2 separate regions of the Homo sapiens genome follow, and region 1 is linked to region 2. Evidence: read pairs that join two places in POLR2A ChIA-PET (ENCODE). Cell type or tissue: A673. All regions are shown on one strand. Links, peaks and the distances in the headings refer to the core of each region. The heading gives the core; the rest is flanking DNA. Region 1 has its middle 110 kb from the start of LINC00269. Region 2 has its middle 140 kb from the start of NALF2.

Region 1 (14,936 bases), core at 3,850-8,849, 69 kb after region 2:
TTCAGGGCTTCGACTCTAGAGTGAATGAGACCCCCATGGCAGTCAGGAGAGAAAGGTAGGATGGATGGGTGGGGAGACTGTGTCAGGGTCCTGGTCCTGGTGGGTGCTCCCTTCATTCCTGGACCCCCACCTTCAACTCACTGGGGAGGAGAGCCTCGGTACCATCCTGCCTGTAGTCCTCCCCTGGAAGCAGGGCCCCCACCTGGCCAGGGCTGTCCACCAGGCTGTGAGGACAGGGAGTTGTCATCTCTTCTGCAGAACAAAGATTTCTGACCTCACCCACAGCATGGCTGCAGATGGGCTCACTGGGGAGGTCCAGAGCTGCAGGATGCAATGCACTGAACCCCAGGGCAGCCAGAATGCATACAGCCTTCTACTTCCAGCTCTGCTGAGTGACACAGCACAAGTGCCTTCCCAGCTCTGGGCCTCAGTGCCCCCCATTTGTACCATGAGGAGTGGGCTGAGGTTGTCTGAGGGCTCTGCCAGCTCTGACAGTCTAGGAATCTATGACATAAGCACATGGAAAGAGAACTGACAGTCTCTGGCAGGCCATGCCAGGCACCAGATGAAGAGCACTACAACTCCTCAAAATGGAATTGGAGCTCAGAGGAAGTGAGGTTGGGATTAGTGGGACAGCCGGTGAGGACAGATGGGCTTTCATTCATTCCTTCAAATGAGCGAGCATGTGTTGAGCGCCTACTATATGCCAGGCACTCTGTTAGGTGTTGATGATGCAATAAAGAGCCCCTCTCCTGAAGGAACCTTAGCTGCCTGTCAGCAACTGAATTGATTGTCTTTGGGGAACAATGGAGTGATGTCCTTCCTTTCCTTCTCTGTCACTGTCCTTGTGTCTCTGGCTTTCTTTCCTCTTCCTGTTCTTCCTCCTTCTCCTCTCTTTTGGGCTTTGTCTCTCCCCTTTTCCCCTGCCTTTCCCCCCTTCCTAACTGTATCTCTGTCTTCCCTTCACTTCTCTGCGTCTCACTAATAATGGGAGTAAGGGGTGGGGATCTGAGGGGTGGAAACTTCCACTTGAACTCTCCTGCTAGTCTGGATGAGGACATTTGGAAGCTGAGAGGGGACTAGATTAGATAGGAGGATTGGCCAAGGCCTGGGCTGACAGCCATCACCCCAGGGTCATGGGAGGAGGGGATGCTAGGCAGGGGCACCTATGGCACAGGCCTCAATCAATGGGGCACTGGCCCGATGCTAGAGCTAGAACTGACTCATCCCCTTCGCCTCCCAACCAAGAGACAGGATAGGGCTATGGCAGTGAGGACAGATCCCCAGGGAAGGCTGAAGAGCACAGAGTAGGCGACTGGGGACAGGGAGGGGCTTTTGGACAAATGCCATCTGTTATTTTCATGCTTGGAATTCTAATGGAGACTAGAGTTGAGGTGTTTGAGATGAGATGAAAAGGGAGCTCTGCGAATGGAATCAATGAGATGGCAGGTTCAAGGCTGCACGTGAGTAACCTCGCTGAGCCTCAGTTTCTTCAGGTATAAAATAGAGATAGTGCCAAACACCCAGAGTGGGACCTAAATGATCCCACCTAAGGGATAGTGCTTTACAAATTGTAGGGATCGTCTGATCCCCTCCAGACGGCAAGGACAGCAGGCCACAGTACTAAGGAATGGGGTCAGACTTCAGGAGGGGCTTCCTGGCCTGGGGGTGGTAGAGCTGGGGCAGAGAATTTTGTGAGGGTGAGGACTGAGAGAAGAGTGCAGTGTGAAAGGGCAAGTGTGGGCACGGAAGTAAGGAAAGCTTCCTCTGTGGCCACCAACTGGCTGTCAGGCGTACCCAGTCTTGCAGGCCAGAGCACGGCATCATTCATTTGGAGTCCTGCCCAGCATGCAGAGGCAGCATCCTGGTGGTGGTAGGAGCATGGGCTTTTGAGTCAGAGACTAGGGCTCAAATCTTGGTTCAGTCCCTTCCTGGCTGTGTGGCCTTGAATAAGTCAGTTATCCTCTGTAGCCCTCAGTTTCTTCATCTATAAAGTGGAGCTCACTGGGCCTTTACTCGTCAAATTTACATGGTGCTTGGCAGATGTTGAACACATGTTTTCAAGTCCCTTCCTCCCCCTGGGCCTTAGTTTCTCCATTTGTCATAGAAAGGGGACTGGACTAAATAATCTATCAGGTCCCATTCAGCCCTAACATGCAGATACAAGCCATGATTATTATTTGCGTTTCTGAATTATGTTCAGTGAATGAGTCAGTCACCAGCAAAAATGTGATGGTGTGGGTGCTCTATTTGGTGCTGGAGGATGGGGAAGGAGGGTGTTCCAGGAGCAACAGAGAGTGTCCTGCCCCTCAGAGAGAAGGTTGCAAGTCTGCTTTCTCTGGCAGGAGCACCTTATTATTATTATTGTTATTATTACTATTATTATTATTATTATTATTATTATTATTATTTTGAGATGGAGTCTCACTTTGTCACCCAGGCTGGAGTGCAGTGGCGAGATCCTGGCTCACTGCAACCTCCGCCTCCCGGGTTCAAATGATTCTCCTGTCTCAGCCTCCCGAGTAGCTGGGACTACAGGTGCCCGCCATCACGCACGGCAAATTTTTGTATTTTTTAGTAGAGACAGGGTTTCACCATATTGGACAGGCTGGTCTCGAACTCGTGACCTCGTGATCTGCCCACCTCAGCCTCCCAAAGTGCTGGGATTACTGGTGTGAGCCACCGCGCTCAGCCTAGTAGTGCCTTATTACAGTCCAGGAATAGCCCCCAAATGTGCCCGGCACTGGAGGCCTGGGTGGCACTGCTGTAGAGCCTCATTGGCCAGATCAGGCTGGAGACATATCTGGGGCTGGGTCTGGGTCTGGGGAGCTTGACTATGGCAGCTGGAAGCAGAGAAGCCCCATCCACTCAAGCCCATGTGTTTCCCTTCCTCAGGAAGCAAAAAGAAAGACTTAAAGGATTTAGACCTCAGGGGGAAAAAAGAGAAGAGAATTAGAACCCAAATCCACATCTGGCCTTACAATATGGCTAACCCTAAGCTCTCTGCCCACTGAAGCGTGGGGAGCAGGGTGGGCAGGGGAGCAGCTGGAGCGATCCAAGCTGCCTTTCTGGTGACATCACTAACAACACAGGTGCCCACGTGGGGTAGGGCTGACTGCCCCCATCTGGATCCACCCAGAGTGAGGAAGGAGAAAAGATGGGGCTCCTGAAGGAAGCCGAAGTTCCTGTTTTGACTCAGCTAGAAATCTCTTCGGGCTTTGTTCTCCCCATCTATAAAATGGGTCCACCCTGCTCCCATGCATGAGGATAATATGATTAAGCCTCCTCTGTAGAGAAAGGTGAGCAGCAGACACACATACCATCCCCTGGAGTGGATGCCATGCACCTCCGTATTCCCAGCATTAGTGCCACAGAGCCTACGGGGGGAGGGGGGCCATGGTGGCCATAGTCTCTCCAGCCACTCAGAGGCATTTCTGACAGAGACTGGTAGAATCAGCACTGGCAGGGCCTTTATATCTTGCTCTGCAGCAGAAGTGACTGTCCCAGGATCACCCAGTGAGACCAGAGCAGTGGTGGGACTTGCCCTCAGGGCTCCTGCCTCCCAATCCAGGCAGAGCCCTTTCACTAGCATCTCATTGTTTCCTCAAGGCCCTCAAGGGTACAAGGAAATCAGGTCCTCAGAGATAAAGGAGAATTAGCCCCTTACATGGTGGGGTTGGGGCGGCGGGCTAGTTCTCTTAGTCTTCGCGCTTAAGATGCTTGTCCCTGTCCCAGACTGGATCTGTGCCACAGCTCCTGGAGCTTTGGGACCCTCCAGACCAAGATGGCCAGATAAAGTACAGGACATTCAGTTAATTTTTAATTTTTTTTTTTTTATTTTTTTGAGACGGAGTTTCACTCTTCTTGCCCAGGTTGGAGTACAATAGTGCGATCTTGGCTCAACACAACCTCTGCCTCCCGGGTTCAAGTGATTTTCCTGCCTCAGCCTCCCGAGCAGCTGGGATTACAGGCATGCGCCACCACGCCCAGCTGATTTTGTATTTTTAGTAGAGATGGAGTTTCTCTGTGTTGGTCAGGCTGGTCTAGAACTCCCGACCTCAGGTGATCTGCCCGCCTCGGCCTCCCAAAGTGCTAGGATTACAGGCGTGAGCCACCGCGCCTGGCCTCAGTTAAATTTGAATGTGAGATAAGCAATGAATAATTTTTTCGTATAAGTATGTCCCAAATATTGCATGGGATATACTTGTACTAACAGTACAAGTATTGAAATTCAGATTGTAATTGGGTGCCCTGTATTTTGGTTTGCTAAATTTGGCAACCCTGCTCCTGATGGGCTGCCTTAAGGAACAGTGAGAGATGGCTGCCTCAGGGTCTCTGGCCCATGGGGCAGGGACTTCCCACTTTCAAATCCCTAGTCCTCAGCTGATCAACTGGAACCTCTTGCTGGCTGAGGGAACATGTTTAATTTGGTCGCTCATTAATTTGCACAGCTCTCTTTCTTCATCCTCCTGGGCCTGGTGCTGCTCTAATGAGTTAGGGTGGTAATGAACAGGAACCCCTTCATGTGGAACAGCACAGGCCCACAGGCACTGGGGTGGGCCCCTCTGCCGCCACCTTAGCTGACCCACCTCAGGATCAGGTGGATGGCATTGAGGGGATCTGAAGGGAGACTCTGCCTCCAGGGCTGGCCTCAGTGGGAAGCTCTGAAGGGGAATTGGTTGGCCAGCCTCTGACACTTCGCTGATGAATTCCACAAGCGTGGGGAGGGCATGGAGGCTGAGGGAACAGAGAACAGGCTGCAGAAGCAGGTGACAGGCCAGGCAGCAAGTTCTGTGACCCCCAACAACCCTCTACATTGGGACTTCAGAAATTGGGCAAGAAGATTCTAGTATGTGAGGGCAATGGAAGAAGGCTGAGGTCAGGGCTTGGAGAAAACTCAAAGCTATATTCTCCAGAGTGAACACTTGCCTGGAGCCATTCTGCAAAGAAATACTTTTGTGGTTAAATTCATCTGGGAGACACAATAGACTGTGACACACAGAAACACACACATCCTCAGTAATTTGCTTGTACAATAGCTTACTGAAGGCTCTGAGAAGTCCTGCAGTAGAAAACCAGAAACCAAAAAACTATTTACATTGGTTTAACTGGGCTTTTCCCATATTTGTTCGGCACAGAATCTTTTCTGTCCTAATGCCTCTTTTTTACCCTTCCCTTCCTGGGTACTCTTGCTCTCTGGGACACACTTTGATGTTCTGAGGCCATGCCTCAGCTGGGGCAGAGTGGCCACTATGGGTGGGGTAGCAAGGTTCCTCTGGGCCCTAGAGGCCATACCTACTGAATCCCATCACACTGGTCTGGTGTCCAGGCTTCAGCTCAACCCTCTACCTGCTCCGTTCTTTCATTTTACATGGACATTTTTCCTCAGGCACTCTGGGTCCATCTGTGCCCACACATGTTCTTACATATATCTATGCAGAGGTGTGTGTAGGCACACTAGTGACATGCCTACCAGTGTGGGCTAATCCAGAAAGCCCAAGAACATCAAGTGAGAGACAGAGACAGAGAGAGAGAGAGAGAGAGAGAGAGAGAGAGAGAGATTTTGATTTTCTTTCCTGGTCCACTTTCTTGGGTAACTAATTTCTTCCATCTAGGAAATATCCTAGAAGTCAGCTAATGATGAGGTCCACTCTGGTCACACCATTTGCCTGAGCTCATGGGCTAGTTCCTTTCAGGACTGTGGAGAAAGGTCTCCAAAGTGCAGAACTGTCAGGCCTGGCCTGTACCCACTGAGGAATGCATAGCAGAGAGGGACAGAGGCTGCATTCTGGGCCCAGCAGTGCCAGTTTAAACATTGTTCCACTTCTGTCTGCTTAGGAGGATTCTAGAAATGACAGGAAGGGCTTCACTATAGCATCAGTTCAAGATTAAAAGTCAGCTCCATGAGAGCAGGGACTGTGTCTGTCTTGTTATCCTAGTGCTCCTAGTGCCTGACACAAGGTCTGGAAGGCTGTGCATATGTGTTTGTTTGTGTGTGTGTGTGTGTGTGTGTGTGTGTGTGTGTGTGTGTGTGTATGTGTGTATGCATGCATGCAAGCAGGAACATACTTAACAAATGTTTATTGAGCACTTACTATGTGCCAGGCGTTGTCCTAAGAATTTTACATGGAATAACCCATCGAATCCTCACAACCATCCTCTGAGGTAAGTACTATTATTATACCCACTTTACAGATTCAGACACTGAGGCACAGTGGGTGAGTAGCTCGCTCCAGGTCACACAGCCAATAAAAAGTACAGCCAGAATTCAACACAGGCAGTCTGACTCCAGAGCTCTTTTGCTAAACCCACGATTCCATACTTGATGGTTCAATGAGTAGTTGTCGGATGAATGTAGAAATGAATGCATACATGCATGAAGGAAGGAAGGAAGGAAGGAAGGAAGGAAGGAAGGAAGGAAGGAAGGAAGGAAGGAAATACCAACCGATGGCAGCCCACAACCCTCTAGCAGCCTGCTGCTAGGCGTGCAGCATTCCCCAGGGCTTCCCTCCAGAAGCCCAGCAGCAGTGACATAATGAACACACCCTCCCAGCCACCCACACCAATACCACCTCTTCCCTCCCTCCCTCTGGGCCTTTGCCACATTTTGCTGTCACCCTCATCCTTCCACACTGCTCCTCCCAGCCACTCCCTAGCCCACCAGCTCCTTGACCTGCCTGCCTGCCAGCCAGTCTGTCTCCCCTTCCTTGCATGCTTGTGTGTGTGCCATGAAACCCACAGCCTCTAAAAACAAAGCAGGCAGCCATCTCACCCTCATGCTGCCACTTTGATGTCCCTTTCCTGGCAGCAGCAGGGTGCTGAGCCACCCTCCACAGGCTTAGGTCCCAGGGGACAGGTGCCAGCAGAGAAGCTCCACACATGAAGGCCAAGGCCAAGAGGAACATGGGTTGTTGGAAGCCAGGGAAACAAGAGGCCTGGTAGGGACCACCCAGACCTGCAGGGCTGGGGGACCTTTCATTCTACAGTCTCGTGCCCACCGTGTCTCCAGGGACTAGCTGATAATATGATTTTTATTTTAATTAATTAATTAATTTTTTCACTGAGACGGAGTCTCACTCTGTTGCCCAGGCTGGAGTGCAGTGGAGTGATCTTGACTAACTGCAACCTCCACCTCCTGGGTTCAAGTGATCCTCTCACCTCAGTTTCCCAAGTAGCTGGAACTACAGGCACCCGCCACCATGCCGGGCTAATTTTTTTCTTGTTTGTATTTTTAGTAGAGTCTGGGTTTCACCATGCTGCCCAGGCTGCTCTCAGACTCCTGACCTCAAGTGATCTACCAGCCTTGACCTCCCAAAGGGCTGGGATTACAGGCGTGAACCACTGCACCTGGCCGATATGATTTTTAAATAACACAACCCTCCCCTCACATGAGTTTAGCAGCCTACAGTTGACAAAGCACTTTTGCATCCATTTGCTTAAAAAATCCTCATTATGGCATAATTGGTAAAAGCTTTAGAGTCATGATGCCTGGGTTTGAATCCTGCTTCTGTGGCTTCTTAGCTATGCAACATAGGGAAAGTCACTTACACCCTCAGAACCTCAGTGTCCCCGTCCTTAAAATGAGCATTATAGCAATTCCTAGTCCACAGCATTGCTGTGAGGAGTAAAGGAGTCAATTCATGAAAAGTGCTCGGAGGAGTGGAGTGTGTAGACATACACCATTTAGTATGTACTCCCCAGACACCAGGCTTAGTCCTTTTGTTGTTGTTGTTTGTTCTTTTTTTGAGATGGAATCTCATTCTGTCACCAGGCTGGAGTGCAGTAGTGCGATCTCAGCTCACTGCAATCTCCGCCTCCCGGGTTCAAGCAATCCTCCTGCCTCAGCCTCCTGAGTAGCTGGGACTACAGGCACGTGCCACCACGCCCAGGTAATTTTTCTGTATTTTTAGTAAAGACGGGGTTTCACCGTGTTGGCCAGGATGGTCTTGATCTCTTGACGTTGTGATCCACCTCCCTCGGCCTCCCAAAGTGCTGGGATTACAGGCATGAGCCACTGTGCCAGGCCAGTCCTTTTAATCACAGGTTCTCTTCAGCAATCCCATGAAGTAGAAGAGGAAACTGAGGCTTATGAAGGAGAAATGACCTGCCCAGAGTCATCGAGGAAGTAGGTCTGTCTGTCCCCAAAGCCCAAGCTCTTTGGGGAAACTGAAACTCAAAAGATGGCACCAGTCTGGGTATGGGATGAGACTGGCTTAATCTAGTGCTCTTTTCACTGTCCTTCAAATGTCACTTTTCTCTCTTGAATGAGATAGATCCAGGTGTCTCCTACTCCCTCATTCTCCCCAAGCAGGAGCCTTCCTGTCTTTTGCGGCCCCACCTACATGGCACGGCGGGGAGGGTGTTCACCAAAGACAATGAGGGAAAGTTTGAAGCTTGCCTCTGAGCAGAGGGACTGTGTTCCACATGTCTCTGGAATACTGGTGTCCCAGCCAGCAGGTGCCAGGTGTACCCGCCTGTCTTCAGACACTGGTTATGCCTGGTCCATGCTGCCACTGGCCAGCTTAGCTTGTGCCACAGGTACTTTTCCCATGACATTTGTTGGCACCTGTCCCCCAGGAGGTGGGCCCCTCTTCACTATTCCTGGCTTGAGTTCCAGGTGCTTTTTTTTTTTTTTTTTTTGAGACGGCATCCCGCTCCGTCACCCAGGCTGGAGTGCAGTGGCTCGCTGCAACTCTGCCTCCCTGGTTCAAGCGATTCTCTTGCCTCAGCCACCCCAGTAGCTGGGACTACAGGTGCACACCACCACACACGGCTAATTTTTGTATTTTTAGTAGAGACGGGGTTTCACCATCTTGGCCAGGTTGGTCTCAAACTCCTGGCCTCAAGTGATCCACCCGCCTTGGCCTCCCAAACTGCTAGGATTACAGGCATGGGCTACCATGCCCAGCCCGAGTTCCAGGTGCTCTTGACTGGCATCATGAAGGCTAGAGGAGATGCTCTTGCAAGGGAAGGCTGTGGAGACCAGAGGAAGAGGAAGAAGCAAAAGGGGCTTCTTGACCTCTTCCCCACAGCCTTAACCCCTGGCTCCCACAGCCCTGATTCCTCCTCCTTCTCCCCCATCTTCTGGCACATGCCAGCAGATAGCCCCACCCAAAGCCAGTATCACCTCCGAGCTCCATTGTCCCTGCCAAAAAGGCTAAGAGCAGAAGCCCCAGTGCTGCTGCCCGCTGAGATCCTATCACAAGGGAGGGCTGGGAAAGACAGGCTGGGCCACAATTTTCTGACCTCTGGAAGGAGACCTCCTCGAAGGAGAAAAACAAAACACCAGGTGAGTCCCTACTATGCACTGGGGGCTGGACATGTGGGCTTTAATTTTACTGACTGAATCCTCCCAGCCATGCAAAGCAGGTATTCTTGCCAACATTTTACAGAGGAAATAGCTGAGGTAACGTGACTTGTCAAGAGTCCCATGGACAGCAAGCGGTGGAGCTGGGGCTGAACTCAGGACTGGCTCCAAAGCAGGCAGGCATGCCTCTCTGTGCACTGGCTCTTGGAATGGGTCACCCAGCTGACTTCAGCTCTGTAGGGTGGGGAGGGTTTGAGGAATGAGGCACTCTGGACTTTAGAATTTGCCTGAAAGCTGAGATTTTATTCCAGTGAGTGCCCACCTCAAAAAACCCTCCCCCCGAAAAAAATCACTCTTTTTTCTTCTTTGAGACGGAGTTTCGCTCTTGTTGCCTAGGCTGGAGTTCAATGGTGCAATCTCAGCTCAACGCAACCTCTGCCTCCCGGGTTCAAGTGATTCTTCTGCCTCAGCCTCCTGAGTAGCTGGGATTACAGGCATGTGCCACCTTGCCTGGAAAATTCTGGATCTTTAGTAGAGATGGGGTTTCTCCATGTTGGTCAGGCTGGTCTTGAACTCCCAACCTCAGGCGATCTGCCTGCCTCGGTCTCCCAAAGTTCTGGGATTACAGGCATGAGCCACCACACCCGGCCCAAGATCACTCATTTTTGACATACGTGTTTAGGAAATATCTTCCTCATCTTCCTGGACTCTTCTTTCTAAAGATTTGGGGTCCTCCTCATTAATAGCCCACCATTATCAGCACTGTGCTGTGGCGCTCTCCCCCAGGGTGTCCCCGCTAGGCTAAATGGCCCCAGCTTGTTTGTCTTCTTTGAGCTCTTGTACCTGGTTGGGGTTGTTTTGTGTTTTACTAGTTTGCTGCCTACTCCCCTGCTGTCAGGCCATCAGCTCTCACTTCTTGACACTTTTAGTGTGCCTGCTTCCAGCAGCCCCTCTGCCCTCCTTCTGATTTACTGCTTCTAATTTGCTGTAGACTTGGGAACCAGATAACCAGGCCTTGTTCGAGTAAACAGGAGGGAAAAACACTAAGGAGGGTCCTCCTACAGGTAACCTGCCTGTGCTTTAGTGTAGGCACTTGGCGGCAGCGGCAGCCGATAACCTGAGGAGCCAGCAGCTCACAGCGCTCAGACCTAAAGCCCGTGGCCCCCACATTTATACTGCCAGGTGCCTCCTTATTCTGACTTGCACCAGGGGTGATCTCAAGGCCAGAGCAAGTGTGAATCCAGCCCTTAGCCCTAAACTGACTGGCCAAACAGTTGAGGAGTAGCACACCCAAGATAAGAGAATTGCCACATTTGCTGAGCAAACAAGAGCGATTGAACAGAGGGTTGCCCCTGCCTCAAGGCATAATAATGGGCAGGGGGGGCATCTGAAGACCTCCAGTATCCCTCCCTTTCCCACCCTGCCTCCCAGAGGCTCTGCAGAGATTCTGGGCTGAGGAAGCTCCCTCTCTCAGCCTTGGCCCTCGCCCTGCCAGGAGAGCAGGGATGGAAGGGGGACTCATTCCAGTGTCCCTCACAGCATGGGGGCTCATTCAAGGCCCCAGAGCTTGGGTAGGCTGGGCCCATCTCTGCCTATGTCCAGGCCAAGTCCCTCACACTCCCACAGCTGCCCCCACCTCCACCCAACTGTGGCAGGAAATGGTCCAAGCTGAGCTGGGCCTGGCTCGCCACCTCAGCAGTCCAAGGGCCTGCCTCTCCCCCAGCCTGGGGGAGGGAGGCGCCACTGAGGGGGAAGCACTGAGGCAGATTTAGGACTTGGGTGGAGTTTGAAGCCCCCAAAAGCCATTTTTCAACCTGAAAACTGAACCAAGCTGGTCTGGAATTGTGACTGGAGGATAAATGTGGACCCCATGGTGTCATTTTATGGTCAATTTTCAGAGTGTAACTGCACTTTAAGCACTAACGCTGAGTAGCAGGAAAAAACTTCTTAACCGTAAGATCTATTAAGAGTGCAGAGCTGGCTCCCAGGGGCGAGGTGGGAATGCATAGACGTGAATCATTGGAAACAGGTCTAGCCCAGGCGCTAGGGAATAGCCCAGCCCAAGCTGGGCTGCAGGGAGGGAGGGGGCAGTGCTGGAAGGATGAGAGAGCTCCTCCACCTCCTCAGCCCTGCTGGTGGTGGCCCATGGTCACCTTCTCCGTAGGCCTGGAGTCCTGCCTGAGTCTCTGGACACTACCCTCTCCTGGGCAGGGCAGTTGGGCTTGTTACGCTTGGCCGCTCCAAGCAGAAACTGAGAAAAGGCAAAACCTGGCATAGCGGCCAGCCTGGTGGGGTGGTGGCAAGGCAGGAGGGCCAGCTGGCTGCTGAGCTGAATAGGACTGATGACTCTGTTTCCCTGGTTGTCCTGTTTGATGTTAATCACCAGGCTGAGCAAGCTCTTCAACCAGACACAGCTGGCCCCCAGGGAAATACGACAAGAGGCCAGGGAGGGTCTAGGTTATTTGGAGTTAAAGACCTGCAGGACGGGGCAGAGTCAGGGGCAGGGAGTTTGAAGGAGGGGGTCAGAGGGTACAGAGATGGAAAAAGATGGTGATGGAGGTCTCTAGTGATGGCAGATGGCAGATGAAAGGGGAAGCTTGGGGACCAGCTGACCTCCAAGGTTCCTTTCAGCTGGAAAAACTGGTTCCAAGGGACACAGGAGTGAAGAGATGAACTAACTGCCAGACAGGACCTTCAACAAACCGAAAGAGAGCCTCCCAGTCTCAGAGCTGTGGTCCAGCCACTGGGACACTTGCTGAGATCCCATCTAAGATTTAGGGTCAGAGCTGGCAAGCAGAGATACCAAAGGACACCAGTCTAGGGAAGGACAAACAGTGAGGTTCAGGCCTGGCAGTGAAGAAACCTCAACTGAGCCACAATTTGCTGTGTGATCTTAGGTAAGTCTTTTTCAGTCTGTGAGCTTAGATTGACCTATTTGTATTCATAATGGGTAGCAGGGAGCTGAGGAGTGAAATTTGAACCTGATCAATTCTTTCTTTTCTTTTCTTTCTCTCTCTCTTTCTTTCTTTTCTTTTCTTTTTTTCTTTCTTTTTTTTTTTTTTTGAGACAGAGTCTGCTCTGTTGCCCAGGCTAGAGTGCAGTGGCGCTATCTCGGCTCACTGCAAGCTCCGCCTCCCGGGTTCATGCCATTCTCCTGACTCAGCCTCCCGAGTAGCTGGGACCACAGGTGCCCGCCACCATGCCCGGCTAATTTTTTCTATTTTTAGTAGAAACGGGGTTTCACCATGTTAGCCAGGATGGTCTTGATTTCCTGACCTTGTGATCCGCCCGCCTCGGCCTCCCAAAGTGCTGGGATTACAGGCATGAGCCACCACGCTCAGCTGTTCTTTCTTTCTTTTCTTTCTCTCTTTTTTTTTTTTTTTTTTGACAGGGTCTCACTCCTGTCCCAGACGGGAGTGCAGTGGGTGATCACAGCTCACTGCAGCCTCCACCTCCTGGGCCCAGGTGATCCTCCCACCTCAGCCTCCTGAGCAGCTGGGACCACAGGCATGCACCACCACACTCGGCTAATTTTTTTGTATTTTTTGTAGAGATAGGGTTTCACCATGTTGCCCAGGCTGGTCTCCAACTCTGGCCCCAAGCAATCCAACTGCCTCGGCCTCCCAAAGTGCTGGCATTACAGGCGTGAGCCACCGTGCCCGGCCCTGATCAATTCTTTTAAGTCTTTAAGTATAAGGGTCTTAGAGCATTCCAGGATTCCTCAGACTGTATGCTCTGGGACGGGATTTCCTGGGGGTTAAAAATAGAAATAAAACAAAATTACGGACTAGGTACCAGGGAATGTTCTAAGTGCTTTTTACAAATGTTAACTCATGTAATCCTCACAACAGCTCAGTGATGTGAATACTATTACCCCCATTTTGCAGATGAGGAAATTGAGGCAGAGAAAAAATAACTGACAGACTCAAGCACCTAACTGACTCAAACCAAAGACACTCTTTGCCTTCTTTCTGGTTCATTTCCCTAGCTGGGTGACCCTGCCTCCTCCACCCCACACCTTTCAGGGCTTCGTTCTCCTTCATGGCTTTCTCAGCACTGGGCAAGGTATCTCCTGCCTGAGACAGGCTGCCTCCTTGAGGTGCCCTTCACCTCCCTGTGCTTCCTCCCCTCCCTCCCCTCCTCTCTGGGGGAGCTGAGCCAGGCTCAGGTTTCTCCATTTCCAGGCTGAGTCTCCTGCCTTGAGCTGGGCTCACTGAAGAGAAGAGATCTTGCTGACCTTGCACTTTCCATCCACTCTGGGGCTCTGGGCTTTGAATGGACACATAAGGAGTTCTGCACCCCCTGTCATGGTGAGGGACTGAGGAGGGCGGCTGGCCTCTTGCCCTGGACCTCTGGCGTGGAAGAAGTTACCCCAGTCCCACTGAGCGGGCCTGAGTTTGAAACCCACAGGCGTCTCTGTGCAGATCTGGGGCAGAAGTATTGCTGAGGGCACTGGAGGAGGAGTTGGGGCCAAGGGCTGGGTGGGATGTCCACCTGATTATAGTTGCAAACCCCTTCTCCACACGACAATGGAGTACTTACTAATTCTCCCTTGCGTTGGACTAGTTTCTTCCTCAAGCTCTCTCTTTTGGAATGATAGAGTTAGAGTGTTAGAGATAGAGATAGAGTGTAGAGGGCTGGATAGACCCTTAGAAATCATTGAGGCCAAGTCTTTTGCTTCCAGATGGGGAGCCTGAGGCCCAGAGAGGGCAAAGACATGCTCAAAGTTGCACAGCAAGACAGCCATGGAAGCAAGTTGGAACCCAGGGTTCTTGACTCTTCCCGGTAAGTGTCTTATCCAGCTCAGTTCCACCCCTCACTGTGGACAAGAACCTCTACACTCCGCCGCACACACACACGCACACACAAACACAGGCTGTGCGCTATGGCCTAGGGAAGCAGGCCCTTGGGAGTGAAGTGGGAGGCACCCAGAGGCTGATGAGAGGCAGAGGCCAGGATAAGGACGGAAACTGTGCCGCTGGGGTGAGCGTGGCATTCGGAGGCGTGGATGTGCGCTGGTTTTTTTGTGCCTTAGAGCCTCCAGCCCATGCCTTGTGAGCCACCCTTGCAAGGGTGGGAGAGGCCAACGAGAAACGCCCAGGCTCACTATTGAGGTCTTTACTGATGCTTGAAGGGTTTGGAGGCCTCCAGCAAAGTCACTGACCCACCCCCTGGATTTTCGTCGCACTCGTACCCTTCAGGTGTCCAAAGGTCCACCCCGTGCACCCTTTCCCCCAGTTTTCTAGACCGCCGCTGCGGCCGGGTGAGCCAAGGGCCATGGCCACAAGGGGGCACTGGCGCTCCATGGCTCCAATGGGCGTGGAGGCGCGCACTTTCTGCCGGCGTTGGCGGGGGGGGTGCGGGGGCAGCAGGAGTTTGCATTCGGCTCCCCCACTCCTGGCACCCTCCCCATTTCCTCTTGGAAGCCTCCCTAATCCTCTTATGCCGAGGGTCACATCCCTGGGCCCGGGGACGAGGTGTTTCATTTTCAATTCGCCCCCACTGCCCCTGGGGGAGGTCCGTGAAACGTGGGGAGGGGAGTCCCCTGGGCTGAAGCCCTCTTCCCTGCCCCTCTGCCCACCCCTTTCCCTTGCTCTTGTCTTCAGCTTGTCCCTTTTTTGGGTGTATC
Region 2 (14,936 bases), core at 4,420-9,419:
AGGAAATGGGAGAGAATGAGGACAAACAGGAACCCACACCTGTCTCTCAACGCCTCCAGCCTGGATTGTGTGGGGGACCTGCAGAAGCTGGCATCCTCTACCACCGAGCTGCACATGCTCGGGGCCAGGGACTTGCAGAAGCCTAAGAAGATGTGGGAGAGCTAGAAAGACATAGGACTGACCACTGCCCCATGACAGACAGAGAAGCCAGCCGGCGAGCTTCCACAGTACCTCTTCAGGGGTGCCCAATCTTTTGGCTTCCCTGGACCACATTGGAAGAAGAATTGTCTTGGGCCACACATAAAATACACTAACACTAATGATAGCTAATGAGCTAAAAAAAAAAAAAATCTCAAAAGAATCTCATAATGTTTTAAGAAAGTTTACAAATTTGTGTTGGGCCACATTCAAAGCTGTCCTGGGCTGCATGTGGCCCACAGGCCACGGGTTGGAGAAGCTTGCTCTAAGTCAACCAGCAGAGCAATGGCTGCTGCTGTGTTTCCGCCTTCCAGATCTTGTGTGAATTTCTCCTGTAGGCAACCCCAAACTGGAACAATACAGAGATGGGAATTCTGAGGTGGGGGGTTGGGGGGACAGTGCTGAGCTAAATGCAACTGGATTCTGGGTCTCCCTTACCTTCTACTCACTCACAGAAAGAAGGCTCTCCCCCTGATGACATCCGTGAGAGTGACCTCAAGATCTGGTGTTGGGGGCAGAGGCAGAGACAGAAGTTGGGGAAGTAATCCCTGTAGAGGGGGACTTGGTGACTACGGTCTCCAGCCCAGCTGAGGCCAAGGTAGTTTGGGAGTTCATAATCCAGAAATTTGCCCTAATTCTCCATGCCACCTGTGTGCACAGTCCCAGGATTCCTGGTTCTCTGAGGACTTTCTGAGCACCCCTCCCCAAGACCTTCTCAGTCAAGGCTGATACATGGTTTCCATTAGTTTTTCAGTTAAAATCAGGTTCAAATTCATTTTGTTTAGAGAATTAGAGGAGATTTTCACGGCACCCCTTAAGATTCCCCCTGGGGAATCACTGCGCCATCACCAATCCAAGGCCGGAATGGCAGAACAGAAGGCAGAGAGGCAGGAACTGGGGGGTGTGGGTGGCAAGACAGCCAGTTTTGAATTAGCCCTTGTTTGCTTTTATTTAGACCTCATTGAGAGCACACTATAACCATGCCCTCCTCAGGGCCAAGTAAAAGAAAAAGAATACCCTTTGGGCAAGCCTGACTGAGGGCTTCATTTAGAGAAAGAGAAGCATCTATTTCTACCTTGCCCCTCTGATTACAAATGATTTGTGTTTCAAACAAACCATCTGTAATTTGGAACAAATGCAGTCCCTCTTGGTCAGGCTGGGCTGGGCTGAGCTATGAAGCTGCCATAGCTGCTGCCTGGGGTGCTTCCCTGAGGAAGCAAGACCTGCTCTCCTGGGTCCTGGAGGCAGACAGAGGCCTGGAACTCTGAAACTGGGCAGAGCAGACGGCCTGGTTTGTCAATCCTAGCTTCACCGTTTGCTAGTAGTGTGACCTTGAACAGGTTACAAAACCTCTGGGTCTGTTTCTCCACCTGCAAAATGAGAGAATTAATAACAATAGCACCTTCCCCATAGGAAGGTACTATTATTGTGCAGATACATAAATAGCATTTTGCTATTATTATTGTTGTTGTTGATGATAATAATATTATCATTATATGCACTTAGCACTAAGCTGTTTTCATTTCATCGTTGTAAGTTGTTTCATTTAATTCACATACACTCAATGAGGTAAGTGCTATTGTAAGTCTAATTTACAGTTGAAGAAACTGAGGCTTGGGAGGTGAGTGACAGGTCAAAGATCATGCAGCTAGTAAGTAGCAGATAAAAGATTTGAGCCCAAGTCTATTTGACTCCTTCTGCTACATCCAAAAAATGGAGAGAGGCTTTAAGAGAGGTATCAATCACTACAGAGAACCCAGAAGAAGAGGTCATGGCTAGCTGTAGTGTTTAGGGAAGTGTTCATGGAATAAATGGCATTTGGGTGGAGTCTTGAAAATGGCTCAGATATGAAGATGTGATTGTTGGAAGTAGGGGCATCTAGGTTGTGGGAACATTAAAGGATGTACATGGGGAACAAGGACTTGTTCCATTGGGCTGAAGCACATAGGGGTCAGGCTTGGAGTGTGTTGAAGCCAGATTACAGAGAAGCTTGAATTCACTCATTTATTCATTCATTCAGTGGTTACTTATTTACTATCTACTATGTGCTGGGTCCTGTCCTGGGTGCTGTGGACCCATCAGTGAAAAGGACACACACACACAGACACACACACACACACACACGCCAAGCAAACAAAAAAACCCCTGCCCTTTTTGACCTGATGTGCTGGTAGAAAGGAAGAATTCCTCATATAAATGCCTGGGCACCTTCCTCCAGCCATCAGGCATTGAAGGTTTACAGTACACCAGGGCCCACGGGGAAGACCCAGGCCTGTGGGCATGTTGGGGGCAGTAGGAGAAGGTCTATGTGAAAGGGTCCTGAGAAAACAGACAGAAGGGGGGGCTTTGAGGGCTGTACAAGCTGAGCTGTTTGGAGTGAAGCAATGAGCAATAGGGAGACATGGGAGGTTCTTAAGCAGAGCAATGACAATGCAAGGCTGTGCTTTAGGGAATATACTCAGGAATCACGTACAGGGTGAAATTTGTGAGGAAAGAGCAGACACAAGGAGGCGTGGAGGAAGGACATTGTTCCTCCAAGACTTGGAATTCCCAGTAAAACTGGCTATGTAATTTGCAGGGGCTAGTGCAAAGTTAAAATGCAAGGCTCACAGCCCGGGGTGGTGGCTCACACCTGTAAACCTGGCACTTTGGGAGGCCGAGGCGGGCAGATCACCTGAGGTCAGGATTCAAGACCAACCTGCCTAACATGGTGAAACCCGATTTCTACTAAAAATACAAAAAATTAGCTGGGCATGTGGCGCACCTGTAACCCCAGCTACTCGGGAGGCTGAGGCCAGAGAATCGCTTGAACCCAGGAGGCGGAGGTTGCAGTGAGCCAAGATCGCGTCATTGCACTGCAGCTTGGGCAACAAGAGTGAAACTCTGCCTGAAAAAAAAAAAAAATGCAAGGCTCCTGTTCAAAAATCATTAAGAATTTCAAGACAGCAACTCCAGAGCATTAAGCCAAGTGTGGGACCTTTCGGAGCACCAGACCCTGTGTGAATGCCCAGATTCCACATCTCTGAAGCCGGCCTGCTCCCAACCTTTACCTTGGCCTCACTACCCAGGACAGTGCCACAGGGCCTGGGGAAAACTGTCCAGTCTCATTCAATCCCTCTGGACACATCTAAAATCCTCCCTCCCTTCCAATCTAGATGGCTCTTGAGACCCCCTTCACTTCTAGCCCCCACTTGAGACCAACCTGTTCTCAGGCAAGTGTTCTTTCCAAAATCCCCAAGAATTGGCTGTCTTTGTTCATTCATTCATTGTTTTTTTTTTTTCTTTCAACAAAATGTTTACTGGGGAGTATAGTAAAAAGGTTATGGACCTTGGAATGTAATAGAAGTTGGTTTAAGTCGGGCATGGTGGCTCACGCCTGTAATCCCAGCACTTTGGGAGGCCGAGGCAGGCGGATCACGAGGTCAGGAGATCGAGACCATCCTGGCTAACACGGTGAAACCCTGTCTCTACTAAAAATACAAAAAATCAGCCAAGTGTGGTGGCACGCACCTGTAATCACAGCTACTCAGGAGGCTTAGGCAGGAGAATCGCTTGAACCTGGGAGGCAGAGGTTGTAGTGAGCTGAGATCGTGCCACTGGGTGACAGAGTGAGACTGTCTAAAAAAAAAAAAAAAGAAGTTGGTTTAAAACTAAGCCTCACTTCTCACTAGCTGGGGCAGTCCCTTAACCAGTCCTGAGCCTGATTCCTAAGTTATGAAACAGGAACAACACCACCTACCCTGGGGGACTGTCCAAATGTGCGAATTGGACAATAGGTGCAAAGTGCAGACTGCACAGGATACACTCAATGCAAATTTGGTAGAAAGACCTAATCAGAGTCAGAAGTTCTTTTCTGGCTCTGCCATTTTGTAGCTGTAACACTGGACATGTCATTTCAAATCTGAGTTTCACTTTGCTCATTTGTAAAATGGGAATAATCATGCATATTTCATAAGGCTGTTGTGAAAAAATGCATCCAAAGTGTCTAGTACAGTGGTTGGTGCTCTCTCTGCTTCTTGTTACACATCTGCTCAGTTCTCCTCTCTGCCCTCAGTGTGAGCTAGTGATCCTGGTTACTCAAGAGAGTCTGTGACCTCTGTCTAGGCCCCTGAATTTTGTACCAAGTTACTCTCAGGTGCATCTGGCCCAGTCACTACCCCAGGAACAGAGCTCCCGAGCCCCAGTGTTTAGCCACCTGGCCCTCTCCCAACACTGGGCTGCTCACTGACAAGCTGTGTTGTTTGCTTCCTTCAAGGCTTTCTCTGCACCTCTAGAGCCAGGTCTTTGCCCTGATCTTTCTCTACAGGGTCACCTCCAACTCAGCAAAACATGGAACCTGTCCATTGAGGCAGGAACTACTTCCTTCCAGAGTACTGTGTCCTAGGCTTGCCTCTCTCTGAAGAGGCTCAGATAGCATAAATTCCAAATAATTCTCCCCCAACCCTCCTCTCTCAACATCTTGGGGTGCTTATGAGCAAGTTAGCATGTACTTTTGGTTGGAGTGGCATAGGTGGTGGCAGTGTGCAGCGTAGGCCTGCCTGACACATTCCAGGCCTGGGAGTCTGATGAGCCAGGAAGTGCCTGGCCACAGTCCTGCATCTCACATGTAAGGATGCCAGGCCAGAGGATTAGCTGTGGCTAGCAGAAAGGATCAGGCAGGTGGGAAACAGGCATTAGAAAAACAGAAGGGCAAGGCTAAAGTGTCAGCTAAGGCAGGAAGGAAGCCTTCATGAGTGGAGTCAGGCTGAGCCCAGTGTCCAGGAGGTCAGAATGAGTGACATTAAAGAACAGGAAGCATGGAGTGTTAGGACAGAGGCAATTGGCTCTCTGCCCTGGTTGTGAGGGCCCATAGGGGTATGTTCTAAATTGTCTATTCATTCCATATTTATTGAGCACATACTACACTCCAGGCACTAGATGCTGGGGATACAGCAGAGAACAGAAAACCCTGTCTTATATTCTAATAGGCAAATAAAGGTAAAATACATACATAAATATATAATACGTCAAATGGTGAGAAGTGATGGAGAAAGGAAATCCAGGTGAGGAGAGTAGATAGTGCTGGGTAGGATAGGCTGGTGGAGTCACTATTTTATATAATGTGGTCAGGGAGAAGGCCTTTCCAATGAAGTGGCATTGGATTAGAGACTGAAGGAAGTGAAGGTATGAGTTATATCAAGTTTTATAGAAAGAGTGTCTCCAGTAGCAGGAAGAGCGGTACAAAGGTATCGAGGTGGGTTTGAGGAATGGCTAGTGATGGGTGGAGTGGAGGGAAATGAGTCTGAGAAGCGGCATGAGGGCCAGGTCTTGTAGGGCCTTGTAAGTCATTTGGCTTTTGCTCTGAGAAGAATGGAGCCACTGGAGGGTTTTGAGCAGATGAGTGACAGGATCTGACTCACATCTTAACAGAAATGATCTAGCCACTTTGGGGTGAACAAACAGCATGGAAGGCAGGAGTGAATGCAGAGAAAGCAGTGAGGAAGCTCTTGGGATTGCTCCAATGAGATGATGGTGGCTTGGACCAAAATGAAACTGGTGAGATGGAAAAAAATGGTCTGAGTCTGGATCTCTTTAGAAGATAGCAGCAACAGGATCTCCAACGGAGGAGCAGGGGAAGAGGGGAGGTAATTGTCCTTTGTTAAGGGAAGGATGGAGGCATCAGGCCTCCAGGAAGAGATCCTTTGTGTCTGGGCCCTCACACCATACCTTCCCCAGCACACTGCTTTGTGCCTAGCAGTGTTATAAAGCATCTTGTGAAGCCACGCCTTACATGAGCTTAGCATCTTAAGTCAGTCTATAAGACTCAATTGCAGGTAGTCAAAATCACCCCGGAGAATCCCTTCAATTGCCCATGAAGTTGAAACCAATCGCTGCTTTCTGGATTGAGCCCCATAGGAAGCTATTAGGAGCCATGCGGTATGAAAAAAAATGTATCATCAAACATGTCCACTCTACTCAGTGTGTTGAGATGCTGATGTTGCTGATATTGTAAGAGGCCCAAGGCCTGTGGATCCAATGATGAAAGAACAGCACAGCCACATAAGCAAATGCTCACATGATGTTATCACATCGAGCTAGGTGTCTTGGGAGGTACAGACTCAAGTCACCATCCCTTGGAGAGCTCCAAGGAGTGAGTGCTCTTTCCTTGGGTTGCATCTCACACAGGTGAGTAACCTCATTCATGGAGCCAGGCAGTCTCATGACAGGGTCGCCAGAGGATGCCAAGAGACCATCCGCCTCTACTCTTTGAATATCCACAATGTGGCTGTCCAGCCCTTGTTCACACATCTCCAGTAATGGGGCACTCACTATCTCCTTCCTCTCCAATTTCATGCTTGGACAGTTCTTAAGACAATTATTTTTTGGATTAAGCTGAAGAACTCTGTTTCCCTGTGGCTTTTGCCCAGGCATCTCTGCCCCCTGGGGCCCCACAGAAACTGTCTGCTCCCTCTGCTCATGACAGCCTTTCTGAACTTTGAGGACAACGATCCTGTTCCCCTCCCTTCTCTGCTCCAAGCTGTGAAGCTCCAGCTCCTCCACTAGCTCTGCTTGGGACCTGGGCTTCAGGCCATTGCCAGTTCCCCTGTACTGCACTGTGGACTCCACTTCTCCTGTTCTGCCCTACAGACCTCTCCAAGGGATCATCCGAAAGGACCCAGTCCTCTCACACTGGAAAGTCCTTGCCAGCTACCTTGCCTACCAACTTCTAAGTCTATGCAGGGACTGGAACCCATCTGAAACCTACCTTGCCACATGCTGCTGTCCCTGCCTTTCCAAGCAAGGCTGCACTTGGAGCCCATGGACTTGGGGAATGGGAGCTCTTCTTCAGCTTCTGCTTTGGCTCTCCTCAGGCTGGTTCTCTCAAAGTTTTGAGTCCAAGTGAGTCGAGGATGGCAGCTTGCTTCTCCCCTCTGTCCTGACTCATCCATTTTCATACTTCTCACTTCACTAAATGCTCCGTGTCTCATCCCCACACAGCTCCTCTCCCTCCCTCATCAGTGAGAGCGAGGCCCAAAGCTCTCAGTTCTGGGGGCTCCCCCCTTCTCCCCATGAGGTCATTGCAGGCTTGATTGCATCCAGATGGTCTGCCACTGCTGCTCCTGGCCTACAGCCCCGGAGGAGCACCAGCACCCTTTTGGCTTGGCTTTCTGCATGGTCTGGGCCCCAGCTTCCTGCCTTGCCAATCAGAAAGAGGTGGCATCCCCCTCCCAAACTGAAAAGTGTGTCTCATTTCTCCACTTCCTGCTGCCCTAGTGCTGTGATGGATTCTTTTCCATCAGTCGTAATCCCCTCAGCAGTAGATCTCCTTTTGTTGAAACGTCCTGACAGGGCAGGAGAGCAGGGGTTAGAGCAGAAGCAGCAGTAGGCACAAAGGGGCAGACATGGCTTGGAGTTTCCTCAGGACTCCGCAGATCCAGGGACAGGAGAAGGTAGAGCTCGCCAGCACTAAGCCTGAGAGCAACACCAGCCTCTACATCAGGATCCTGGGGGTGGGTGGATGGCATGCCTTGTGTGCTCCTCTGGCCTCCTTGTCCTCCTGTGGCATCAGAAGCTCTCCCATCTCCAAACCCAGGCAGCATGTGGTGAGCAGCTGGCCGGAGGTGTCTGTGGAAAGCTGCGGTCGTGGCTCACAAAAGTCAGGCCTGAAAATGGATTGGCTTTGGTGTACAGCTAAGATAGGTGTGTCTAAGCAGGTGGAGTTCCAGCCCCTGAGGCTGGGCTGCCTTCCCTTCTGCAGACTGTCTCTGAGCAAAAGCTAAAAGGGCTGCAGGAACTGCTAAGCCTGGGGCCAGATGGCCATTCTTTAAAGCTTGCCCCGGACATCTTTGCTGGCTGCCACTACCAGCTTCAGACAACCCGAGCACTCCCTGAAAAGAAAGCCAGGTAGAAAGTATAGGACTCTGGGGCCCAGGGACCCAGGGTGGTTGCTTCTGTAGCTCAGGCAAGGTCCCCAGAAAGCTGCCTGGCTTTCTCCCAACACCAGCACTGTCCTGATAATAATAATGACAAGGACAATGACCGTAAGAGTAAGAAGAAAATATTCTGCCTGATGAAGAGTACAATAAGATACCTATTATGAAATCCATCTTATAGATGAGCAAACTGAGCCTCAGAGAGGAAAGTTACTTGCCACAGAGGTAGCAAGTAGTGAAGGCAAGATTTAGACACAAGTTTTGACTGCAGGAAGCAGTTCCATTTTCAACATTTCCAGCCTCTCAGCATTCACAGCTCTCCTTGCCCCGCTTCCCACTTCCCAATCTTCTTTCTTCTTTCCCCTCCCCTTCCCCTGCTCCTCACACCCATCCCAGTCTCTGCTCCCCTTCCTCCTCCCATCTCCCACCCCTGCCCCCACCCCAGGCTGCACACTAGCCAGCCAGCCAGCGGCCAGCTCACCCACTTGGCTGAAACGTGGAGCTCAGCTGCTCCAGACACACGTTTTTTTTACCAGACCAGATAAGATTTCACCATTGGGGCAGTGAACAATTTATTTCTGAGTCTGCAGTGGGAAAGGGTGGGGGAACCCTAGAATTCAGCCTGCTGAAGCAAAAAGAAGTGAAGAAGCATGTGTCTGTCGTGTGTGTGTGTGTGTGTGTGTGTGTGCGTGCACAGGAGAGTCATGGGTGGGGAGAGGGAAAATCAGACTTCAGACCTCAGGGTAGTGGAAAGCAATGGAAGCTTGGTGGCTCCTCTCCATTCCTGAGCAGAGGAACATGATTAAATAGAGTGGAATGTGGCAGGATTAGGGCAAACACTCTTGGCTGTCCCCACTTTTTCAACTACTGCAGTCCAGCTACCATGCCCATCACTGCTGAAAAATGTTCTTATGAAAGTCACCACTTCTCATCATGAAATCTGCTGGACACTTTTCCTTCCTCATGATATTTGACTTCATAACATTTCACACAGTTGATGACCCCTTCCTTTTGGCACTAATCATTTCCTTGTTTTTTTCTGCCCCTGTGCTCTCCAGGCATCCAATCTCTCTGAGCCATCCTGCTCAGTCTCCTTAACAGACTTTCTTTTGCTCTGCAGATTCCTGAAAATCTCCCCAGACCCTAACCTAAGCCCTCTCCTCTTCCCATGCCATGCTCTTGCTCTGGGCTGGCTCACCCCTTCCCACAGCTTCCCTGGCCATCTCCCACATCTCTAGTTCCACTCCAGACCTGCCTTCTGAGCTCTAGGACCTGCCACTGCCTGACTGCTATCTCAATCAGGATGACCCATGAGCACTTTGGATTCCACATGGCCAACCCGGAACTCATCTTGTCTCCAAACTGTTCCTCCTCTTATGTTTTCCATGCCAATAGCAGGTAGTACCGGCCACCCAACTGTACAAGCCAGAATCTGCCTTGACACCTCCCTTCCTACCATACATACAGCTAATTAACCACCAAACTCTATATCCCACATCCTAAATATGCCATGAAAAGTCCACTCCTCTCCATCTCCACTGCCACCACCCTGGTCCAAAGCTCCATTATTTCTCAACTAGACTTCATCTACAGCCTTCTCACCATTCTCCCTGCTTCTTCTCTTGCCCCTCTGCAATCCAGGACCCATCCAGAGGCCAGATAGGGCCCTCTCTCTTCCCTGCTTAGTAACCTTCAATATCTCCCCAGTAGTCTCAAGATAAAATCCAACCCTCCTCTTTGGCCTAGCCCCAGCCTACCTCTCCAGTTTCATCCCTTGATTTCTCCCACCCACTCTCAACCTGAGTCCTCTACTCTTCCCATGCTATGCTCTTGCTCTAGGCCACCTGGGGCCAAATTGTCACCCCACAGTCTAGACTTCAGCAATACTGGGCTTCTTCCTGTTCCTTTGAGAGTAAGCATCAGCAATTCTGGAACAAGGGTGGGGCCAGACCTGAAGTGGGTGCCAGAGGAGGGGAGTGACCTCCAGATATGGAGAAAGGGTGGCCATGGTGGAGCTGAGCTCAAAAGACCAGACTTCCTAAGTGTCATTGAGGGCCCGCTTATTCCTGAGTCCCATGGTTCTGAGCAGACCAGGAGCTCCAGCTGAGGCCTAAAGGAGGCTGAGAATGTAACTTCCTCTTTTGGGGAAAGAAATTGCAGGACCCAGGGTTTCCTCCAGCTTCCCAGGGGCCAAGAGGATCTTGTTCAAATCCAGCTTCCCAGTATGAGCTGCCACAGAAGTTACAGCCTGAGATTGGAGAGACACAAAAGACACAGGTGGCTCCTTTGTAGAGAGCTGAGGAAAGCAGGCTTCGCCAAGTAGAGCAGACCCTCGGTCAGGAGAGGCTCTGAGGGAGGGGCTGGGGCAGGCGAGGCAGAGACAGAAAGGGAGAAAGGTGGGAAAATAGGAGAGAGAGAAAGAAGAATACAGTGGGACCCAGAGTAAAAGTGAAACAGATGGAGGACTGAGCTAGAGAGACAAAGAAGGGGCAGGGAGGACACAGAGAAAGAGACTCAGGATCGAGGGAAGGAAGAAAAAGACAGAAACAGAGGAGGCAAAAGGGAGATAAATGTGAGGAGGTAAAAATACACAGAGAAAGATAAAGAGAGAATCAAAGTGAAAAATAAACAGAAAGAGGAGAAAGTCAGATGAAGACAAGGATGCAGAAGGAGACAGCAAGAAAGAATGGGAAACAAGAGGGTGCTTGCAAAACCGATGAATTATAATAGAAGGGCTCACGCAGGAAAGATGAATATGTAAATCAATGGAAACCACTGGAAGGATTCCCAGCTTGGACAGCCCCCTACCTAATGCCTGGTCCCGGGCAGCCAGCTCTGCCCAGCCATCCTTGGACAGCTCTGACTGTCAGGAAGTTCTTCCTTATTGTCTAAGTCGGGAGGGCAGGAGTGGACAGGATGGGAGCACAGGGCAAACTAGCTGGGCTAAGTTGAGTTCTGAAAGGTCCAAAGCCAGCCTGGGAGTAAGGAAATTCTGGGGCATGTCAATTTGGGAGAATGAGTGTTACTTCCAGGCAAATAGGAATGTCAGAGGTAGATGCAGAATTGGGATACAGGCCAAAGGTCTAAGGCAGGGTGAGGGGTGGAGAAGAGACAGGGTTAGACAGAGTGGGTTATAGGCAGTGGTTGGGAACAGCCTGGGGGTATGCACAGCTCAGCCTCTACCTTGCATGGGTGGGGTAGGGGCTGCTTTGAGGGATAGCTAAAAAGGGTTGCCTATGCTGAACCCAACACTGCCTACTGGTTGCCTTTGTCCAGTGCTCAGAGCAGCGGGATATGGAGAGTGCTAGATTTGATGTCAAGTGACCTGGCTTTGAAAGGCAGCCCCACCATTTCCTAGTTATGTGGCCTTGGACCTCAGTTTCCTCATCTATAAAATGGGAACAATGCTTTGTGTGATAACAGAGTGAACATACCAGCTGGGGCCTCGTTTAACTGTACTCCTGGGACCATGCAGGGTCCACTTCCTCTGCCTCATGACAGTCTTTCAAAGGGCTGAAGACATAGACTCAGGCCTCCTCAGTCTTCTCTCCTCCAGTTCTTTCAACTGTTCCTCAGAGGACATGATGTTTTTCTAACTAGTCACCTAGTAGAAGACACTGGGGACAGGATGTTGGAAGATAGGCAGTGGGAGAACATGGGTAGGCAAAAGCACCAGATTTCAGGGGGGCTTTTTAAAGACTCTAGTCCTGAAAGAGACCATTTGGTCCAAACCACTTTCCTTTTTTTGCTAAATTAAAACCTCCCAGAAAGCCACAAGGAAAACCTCCTGAGGCAAGACTTCCCCCAGCAGACAGTTTATGGGATAGAGTGTGGGGGGCCTCAACCATAGTTGCTCCTCCACCCCCAAGAAAGAGCTACAGGGCAGGACACTCCCAAGCTAGTCCCCATAGAGCTGTAGCAACCTTGCCTCAGGACCAGGCCTCAACCCCAGCCCCATGAGATGCCAGGCAGGAAGGTTCCAGAAGGTTCTGTAGACAGATGGACAGGGCAGGAGATGGTGGGGGTAGAGGAGGGCTCAGTTGTGTCCCAAGGATTAGAATCTAGGAATTGCCAACATAGTGAGCCAGGAGTGGAGATAACTTGACCCAGAAATGGCAAAACCAGGGCTTCTCAATGGGAAAGATGAAGGGGGGACAGGGCAAGAGCTATTTTGCAACATTAATTTTGCAGTCCCACCAACACCCTCAATAAGTTCCCTTAGTGCTCATTTACTTGCCAAGGCACTCTCTGTGTTTCAACCTGTGGAGCTGAAATTGTCCTGGGAGCTGGGGGCCCATGGGGAGGGGAGGGAGGAAACTGAGTGGGGAAGCCATCCTGAAGAGGAGGAAGGAGGCAGTGGGGAGAAAGGCAGGCTGGTGATGCCCTTCCTCCGGCAGGCACTTCAATAATCTGATTTCCATAAAGAGAACTTTCCCGGCCATAAAGATTTTATTGAAACTCCCAGCAGCCTGATAAAAGCATAATTCCACTGACCACAATCTACCTAGGAATAGCTCCAGGATATTAGGCTGAAACTCGGCAAAGCTATCCCTTCTGGAAGGCTGTTCTGCACCCCTTCCCCCTTTCTCCTCTCTTTCAAGGGGTGGGAGCAGCCTCCATTTGGCTCCACTGTGGACTATCCATACTCTGTGGGGAAAAAGTTAGTCCAACCCTGAAAACAGGCCCAGCTTTTCAGGCCTGGGACACAGAAAAATGAGGCTCTGGGCCAGGCAGTACAGCAGTGTGTGACACCCCTGCAGCTGCTGGGCCTGCCGTGGCCTGTTCCAGACTTGCTGCTTCTAAAGGATATTTGGGACCATGAGCCCCTGACTGAGACTCAGTCTTCAATTGGAGTCCCTGGGGAGCTGGCTAGAGTCCTGAATGTCAGAGAAAGACTCTTGACTCTATTCATTAACATACCTGGAACTGAATCCTTGCACCACTGTTTACTGGCTATGTGATTTTAGGCAACTCACTTCTCTGAGATTCAGCTTCCTTACCTGTAAAATGGGGAAAAGAATATTTATTCAAAGTGTCAAGTGGAATGAGACCATTGAGACACCTAAGTATATCAGACCGGGTTAATGTGGCTATAACGAAAAAAAAAAAAAAAAGCCTAGTGTAACACCAGGGACAAAATAGGCATTTGATGCATGCTACTCATCACCACACTCTTCTCCCCACTGCAATGACCCCTCCCCTCTCCTCATGCATAGAAGGGGCTTCCTTGTAGGACAGCATAGATCCTGAGAAAACAGCTATGAAAAGCTCCCTGGTTCTCTGAGTTAAATTACTGATTTCTCTTTTTTTTGTATATATATTCTTTTTTATTATTATTATACTTTAAGTTCTAGGGTACATGTGCACAACGTGCAGGTTTGTTACATATCTATACATGTGCCATGTTGGTATGCTGCACCCACTAACTCGTCATTTACATTAGGTATATCTCCTAATGCTATCCCTCCCCCCTTCCCCCACCCCACGACAGGCCCCGGTGTGTGATGTTCTCCTTCCTGTGTCCAAGTGTTCTCATTGCTCAATTCCCACTTATGAGTGAGAACATGTGGTGTTTGGTTTTTTGTCCTTGGGATAGTTTGCTAAGAAAGATGGTTTCCAGCTACTTCCATGTCCCTACAAAGGACATGAACTCATCCTTTTTTAAGGCTGCATAGTATTCCATGGTGTATATGTGTCACATTTTCTTAATCCAGTCTATCATTGATGGACAATTGGGTTGGTTCCAAGTTTTTGCTATTGTGAATAGTGCCGCAATAAACATACGTGTGCATGTGTCTTTATAGCAGCATGATTTATAATCCTTTGGGTACATACCCAGTAATGGGATGGCTGGGTCAAATGGTATTTCTAGTTCTAGATCCTTGAGGAATTGCCACACTGACTTCCACAATGGTTGAATGAGTTTACAGTCCCACCAACAGTGTAAGAGCGTTCCTATTTCTCCACATCCTCTCCAGCACCTGTTGTTTCCTGACTATTTAAGGATTGCCATTCTAACTGGTGTGAGATGGTATCTCATTGTGGTTTTGATTTGCATTTCTCTGATGGCCAGTGATGATGAGCATTTTTTCATATGTCTGTTGGATGCATAAATGTCTTCTTTTATGCCTGTTCATATCCTTCGGCCACTTTTTGATGGGGTTGTTTGACTTTTTTCTTGTAAATTTGTTTGAGTTCATTGTAGATTCTGGATATTAGCCCTTTGTCAGATGGGTAGATTGTAAAAATTTTCTCCCACTCTGTAGGGTGCCTGTTCACTCTGATGGTAGTTTCTTTTGCTGTGCAGAAGCTCTTTAGTTTAATTAGATCCCATTTGTCAATTTTGGCTTTTGTTGCCATTGCTTTTGGTGTTTTAGACATGAAGTCCTTGCCCATGCCTATGTCCTGAATGGTATTGCCTAGGTTTTCTTCTAGGGTTTTTATGGTTTTAGGTCTAACATGTAAGTCTTTAATCCATCTTGAATTAATTTTTGTATAAGGTGTAAGGAAGGGATCCAGTTTCAGCTTTGTACATATGGCTAGCCAGTTTTCCCAGCACCATTTATTAAATAGGGAATCCTTTCCCAATTTCTTGTTTTTGTCAGGTTTGTCAAAGATCAGATGGTTGTAGATGTGTGGTGTTATTTCTGAAGGCTCTGTTCTGTTCCATTGGTCTACATCTCTGTTTTGGTACCAGTACCATGCTGTTTTGGTTACTGTAGCCTTGTAGTATAGTTTGAAGTCAGGTAGCATGATGCCTCCAGCTTTGTTCTTTTGGCTTAGGATTGTCTTGGCAATGTGGGCTCTTTTTTGGTTCCATATGAA

The links. ChIA-PET counts read pairs that join two places held together with the same protein. Peaks named below come from ENCODE experiments on the same cell type or tissue, not always from the same donor. Only the 100,000 strongest peaks of a DNase experiment are listed, where the experiment ranks them.
Region 1: POLR2A ChIA-PET joins it to region 2 with 7 read pairs; 2 of 35 experiments call an interaction of 5 or more read pairs at or near these places.

What each region holds. Positions count from the first base shown.
Region 1 is chrX:69,285,830-69,300,765 of GRCh38, reverse strand. No RefSeq gene overlaps it. Among named protein-coding and RNA genes, the nearest start is that of LINC00269, 110 kb to the right of the region's middle. RefSeq lists enhancers at 6,298-6,798, 6,799-7,299, 9,908-10,799, 13,787-14,768. In A673, for the core only: no CTCF peak of the experiment used is centred there; a DNase peak (open chromatin) is centred at 6,605; H3K27ac peaks cover 4,725 bases.
Region 2 is chrX:69,355,396-69,370,331 of GRCh38, reverse strand. No RefSeq gene overlaps it. Among named protein-coding and RNA genes, the nearest start is that of NALF2, 140 kb to the left of the region's middle. In A673, for the core only: no CTCF peak of the experiment used is centred there; no DNase peak of the experiment used is centred there; H3K27ac peaks cover 521 bases.